Linked DNA regions of Homo sapiens: region 2 is linked to region 1. A link is an interaction called in ENCODE POLR2A ChIA-PET data of the cell type or tissue named here. Cell type or tissue: MCF 10A. All regions are shown on one strand. Links, peaks and the distances in the headings refer to the core of each region. The heading gives the core; the rest is flanking DNA.

Region 1 (2,920 bases), core at 282-2,781:
ATTCAATATTGCTAACAGTGGTGGTTCCTCCTAGAAATCCATCTAGGGCTAGGAGATGTATTTGACTTTGATATGTGCCTATTCAAGCTGCTGAGAAAAGAATTAAGGAAATGTTCCTTAAAGAGAGGAGCAGCCTGAAACATATTCACAAGGCTAAAATACTGGTGAGACAACTAAAGCATGACCAAAACATCAACTTCAATGAATTGCTTCATTTCAAACTAGTATAAGATTTCATATATAGCAAGTGTAAAATATTTTAATTGAGCTAAAAACCAATGAATGTTTCAGATCCCATAACTGTAATATTCAGCACTTTGGCTAAAGTATTTAAAGATTAAACGTTTCTTCTACTTAAAAACTACATTAAGAATGAAAATACAAATAATACATTAAATAAAAATACATTTTAAAGAAATTCACATTATATTTATCTATGTAAAACTGAACTTGTCCCAGGGAACAATCCTGCTTTAACAGAAAGGATAAGAAAACTCAAAGAGTTTTGAAGTATTGGCTTTAAAAAAAAACAACTAAAACTTACTAAGCAAGAATAGTCATAAAATTTAAATCACTCAGCAAGCACTAAGCGAATACATGTTATATGTAAGACACTGTAAACTTCAATTTTCATAACACACAGCACATGTACAATACCCTCTCTCAAGATGAGCTTGGTACCACATATACAGACCTATGTCCCACTCCGGGTAGATAATCTTTCACTGGCCTCTTCTCAGTTGGAATTTACAATTTACTACCTTACAATGCATATACATTCACTTTGTGTGCATCTTACAACACTTAAGATACAATGGTACTACAAGGCATATTTGACTTTCTCTAACTTCAGCATTACATTTGAAGTCCTTGGACATGTTATTGAAAGCCCTTACTAGGCAGACCTTTCCAAACTAACCAGAACATATCCTTTTAATAAAAAATAATAGCTATGTTCTCATTTTCAAAGTTTGTGATTAAAACCTACAGTGAAAGAATCCAGCTGAGAAAAAATTTCCTTTTGGTTCAAAAAAAAATAATGTCATTAAATTTATCGGAACAATATGAAATGAAGATGTTGTTGTTGGGTCCTTCACTTATAATAGAAACCAAATATGCTTGCTGGCTTAGTTAAATCCACAAATTATTTGTCACATAACATTTCAACAACAATTTTGAACATATAAAAGTTAAGGTACCAAAGAAAATCCCACTGTCAATGATAATCAAACTAAACAACTACACATCTTTTTGTATGTGATTTAATTGCCCAGATTTCAAAGAAAGCCACATAATCTTATGAGTTAAAATATTTCTTTTTCTTATTTTAAGCATGGCAGGACAGCTTTTCAAAACATAACTTGTAGTATTGGGTGCCATTCCAACTACCAATTCAGATCCTTTGACATGGCGGCTCAGTTTGCTAATCTTGGCTTATACTTTTAAAAACAACTTACTACAACTTTACGTGGTAGCATTCTGTTTTTCTTATAGTTTATAGCTGAAAAATGTACTCTTTAATTACTCTTGATATTGACAAAGGGCACTGTGACTCATTTTATTTTTCAACATAGAGCTAAAAGGTACATGAATCATCCTTTTGAAATTTGGAATGCAGGCAAAACAGTGGCTGTGAATGGAGTCTAAGTAAATAATTCCTCTCATCATCTAAACTTTTTTTCAGGGCATCAGCACTAGAAAAAGTCATTTTCTTAGCAGTAGCTTATTGCCCTAAAAAAGAAATGGTGAAAAATTTATTCCCAGAGCACAGTTTATTTACCATAAGATGTGGCTCAGTAAAGTGTTTTGTATGTTGGAAATGTAAAGTTAATTCTTCCTGTCAAAGCCTTAGGAAAACAGGCACATCGTAAACATACTTTTGCATTTTAGAGCTGGCTCTCTTTATTTTAGAAGAGAGTTTTTTCTATACATCCCTTAAGTCGGCATTCTTAGATGTGTAGAAATGAGAATAAGTAATTTAATAGTATCCTGGTATGACAGATCTAATATAACATATACTAGAGTACGTTTTTCACTCTCCACATGGGAATACAAAGAGGGAGAGGGGGGAAGTGTAGAAAATAAAATCCCAAGAGATGAAACTGATACCTCTCTATGAAGAACTTTTAAGCTCCTTCAAATAGTGGGGTTAAGTCACTGCCAAGGCTCAATACTGCCATCTCCTTCCTAAATGCAGAAATACATAAGCAATCTGAGGATAAAAATACAGGATCACAAAGCAAAAAGTAGTTACTGGATACATAAAATTCACCAAACATAGTTTTTTTTTGTTTGTTTTTTTTTTTTGTCATTTTGGTAGGAAGTCCAATCACTAAAGATAGTTTAAAAACTTTATTAAATTAACAAATATTTTAAGACTACAAAATGATTCTTTTTTGTATGGATTCCCCTCCTCCCAAAAAGCTTAATTTATAGTTTAAATGATAATAGCCCTCCCCAGAAACTAAACCACCTTTGCAAAACTAATGAAAGGCCACCAAGTTAGGAGGATGGTAGGAACCCGAATTATACTAACGTACAGATGTAATGGATTACCAGCCATTATTCCAGAGGTCACAATATTTGCAGCTTCTCCAACCACTCCTGCAGATAACACCACTATTGTTAGAACCTAAGAATGGACTTTTGAGATGTCTTTTCAGGTTTTTGCATTTCTGACAACTGATGGCTCCACCCAGATCCACCAACAAGTCCTGTGGCCCCACCTAGAAGCAGACTCAGCAAACAGGAAGACCATTTTCCACAGCTCTGTGATTGTACCCCCAAACAATCAGCAGCTCCCATTCCCCAGCCACCTGCCTCCTCCCAACTATTTTTGAAAAACTCTAGCCTCCAAATTTTTAGGGAGGCTGATTTGAGTAATAATAAAACTCCGCTCTCCTGTTTAACTGGTTCTGAA
Region 2 (2,920 bases), core at 98-2,597, 82 kb before region 1:
GCCAAATTATTCAGATTTTTAATTTTTTTGATTAATAAAAATAACATTTACATCTCAAAGTTATAAAAGGAACTTGCTGTTACAGGTATTCCATGGTTTATTTTGGTAATGGATTTGATAAACCATTTGATTTCCAAGAAGCTGAACACTTGTGTTCCATTTAGCAATTTGGAATAAGGTTCCCAAATGGCACTATGATATTCTGGGATTCTGGGGAGGTCACAATTTTGCTTTTTTTTTTGAGATGGAGTCTCACTCTGTCGCCCAGGCTGGAGTGCAGTGGCGCAATCTCGGCCCACTGCAACCTCTGCCTCCCGGGTTCAAGCAATTCTCCTGCCTCAGCTTCCTGAGTAGCTGGTACTACAGATGCCTGCCACTACGCCCAGCTAATTTTTTGTATTTTTAGTAGAGACAGGGTTTCATCATGTTGGCCAGGCTTGTCTCGAATTCCTGACGTTCAAGTGATCCACCCACCTCAGCCTCCCAAAGTCCTGGGATTATAGGCATGAGCCACCGTGCTTGGCCTATTTTATAATTTATTAGAGAGAATAAACCCACTATAAAGGATGAAACTCTTTGGATGATCGTTCTCTGTCTGATCGTATATGGGATAAAGTCCATCCAAAATCACTTGGGCACTGAGAAACCTCTGCTATCTTATCTGGATCCACTTTTGTACTTTGTATTTTACCTCTAGTTCACTTTCTCCGTTCCCACTCCCACTCCAAAGGATCACCAATCCCCTGGGCTCATTAAATTTCTGGCTTGGATTATGTGGAGTGATTAATGGCAGTGGGCCTGGTACATGTGGAGGTCAGCGTGCTGAGCATCCTGCATGTCAGCGACAAAAACACCCGCGTGCATCCACCAACTCACTCTTCGCCTCCACAGCCACAATTTATTCATCCCAGAGTACACTCAACCATCTGCTATTTATTTTGTTTTCTTTAAGCATTATTTCCTTCAATTTGCTAAGCCAGGGCACAGGTGAAAAGTGGTAAGAAGCAAAGGGGAGCTGTTGTTGATGGACACAGGAGGGGTGAGTTGAGCTCCCCATGAGGAAGAGCATTCGGCTCCACAGAAAGGGCCTAACCGTATTGCTGAATACTTAAATCCCTGCCTAATAGGAGCATTTGGGCCAGGCCCAATCATAACTAGCTAAGGCTAGACTCCTGGGGTGAGGAGTGTAAAGCTGGTGAGTTTTAAGCATCCTTAATAGTAGCCCTGTAATAAACTGATGCTCTGAATCTTTGCTAGAGTCTGCACAAGACTGGGCTATAAATTTTACATTTGGCAAAGTGACTCATAAAGAAACACCCACCTGATTTCAGACACGCATTTTTGGCAGTCAGGGCACTTGCTAAATTAGCTATGGTTCTGTTTTTAGCTGCTTTCTTTCTCTGCTGAAAATACGATGATTCTATCTGGACAGTACAGTTTCACAACTCAGTCCTCTAGCGCTGCTTACTAGTCCATCTTTTGGACTGGGAAATACCGGAGTTTGCTTCCTTTTTAAGTGCCGAAAACACTGGAACACATTTTATTATTATCAGTTTTAATCTATAAGGTTCTGGCCCTGTGAGTTGTTTTCTTCACGAGAGTAGCTATAATAAATGGATTATCAAAATGCATTTGAGCTAACAATCTCTGTTATTACAGAGTGATAAAAACATAAAACCACTTTTTCATCAGGAAGAGGTGAAGTGTCTCTTGTCTGGGGAGGTCCAGTGTTGATTTGAGGAACTTGGGTCAAGCTGGTATTTGACCTTTGGCAGGAGGCTGCCCTGGGTCTTATATTCTCAACAAACTGGGCCCAAGACAATAGTGTGCTTTATAGCCCAGAGCCCGATCACTGTGTTTCTCCAAGGAAGACCTCAAGCTGAAAAGCCAACATGCCTGACAACCACCATCAAGGTACCAAGGGCATAAGCACTAGACACTGGAAAACAAATGGAAAAGCACACACAGCTACATCTGGAATCCTAATGGGCCGCCAATGGTTCCCAGCTAAAGGAAGAATTACCCATGTTATTTTATCATCCCTTGCGCTAACTTTGCTGTTTATGTACAGCAATAAATGATTTTTTAAAAACATATTTGGGTCATTATGTCATATACCACCAGCAAGTAAGGTTGTTTTATTGTGCTTGGAGTCAAAATACACTGCTATACCCAGATGTACGGGAAGTTTAAAAATCTCTTGTCCTTCTGTATTCATTTCTCTTGGACAAATGAGTTAAGTTTTTAAAAGGAAAATTGAGAATTTTTATGGCTTTTACTCCCACCTTGCCAGTAAAATTTGCACCAGTATTTTTCTACCCAGCAAAGGTGCCTGGCCAATGATAACACTAAATACAAATGCAGAAAGCCAAACATCTTCCAACCAACAGGAAATGCCAGAGATTTTTTTTTCCTTTTTTGGAACACTTTTAGCAAGTTGGATTCTTCTGCCAAGGCTGTGCTATAATCAAAAAGTAGCTGCAGATCAAGAATATGAAGTGAAACCTGGAGGTTCAAGCCAATTCTTCCCATACAATGATATGTGAATTTCTACCTTTATTTCTGCTTGCTGCAAGCAGTTTTAAATTTCACCTGCTCTATTAAGCCTTTTAACACACACAGTAAAACTTAGCGCAACATGTTACATTTTCTGAGTTAAAAAAAAAATTCCTGGCTGGGTGCGGTGTTTCACACCTAAAATCCTAGCACTTTGGGAGGCCGAGACAGGGTAGCTTGAGTCAGGGAGTTTGAGACCAGCCTGGTCAACATAGGGAGGACCCGTCTCTATTAAAATTTAAAGATAAATAAATAAAAATTCCAAAATGCCTAACCCTTTATCATAATGTGTTATTTTGCACACTCCACAATCAATAGATATGGTTTATTTTTCTACCCATTCCCCACACTTCCAAAATTTTGA

What was found. ChIA-PET counts read pairs that join two places held together with the same protein. Peaks named below come from ENCODE experiments on the same cell type or tissue, not always from the same donor. Only the 100,000 strongest peaks of a DNase experiment are listed, where the experiment ranks them.
Region 2: POLR2A ChIA-PET joins it to region 1 with 10 read pairs; 2 of 35 experiments call an interaction of 5 or more read pairs at or near these places.

The regions. Positions count from the first base shown.
Region 1 is chr14:37,115,574-37,118,493 of GRCh38, forward strand. The region is part of intron 1 of SLC25A21 (solute carrier family 25 member 21); the gene reads right to left. Among named protein-coding and RNA genes, the nearest start is that of SLC25A21-AS1, 55 kb to the right of the region's middle. In MCF 10A, for the core only: a CTCF peak has its summit at 2,181; DNase peaks (open chromatin) are centred at 1,568 and 2,128.
Region 2 is chr14:37,033,794-37,036,713 of GRCh38, forward strand. The region is part of intron 1 of SLC25A21 (solute carrier family 25 member 21); the gene reads right to left. Among named protein-coding and RNA genes, the nearest start is that of MIR4503, 83 kb to the left of the region's middle. In MCF 10A, for the core only: no CTCF peak of the experiment used is centred there; a DNase peak (open chromatin) is centred at 1,358.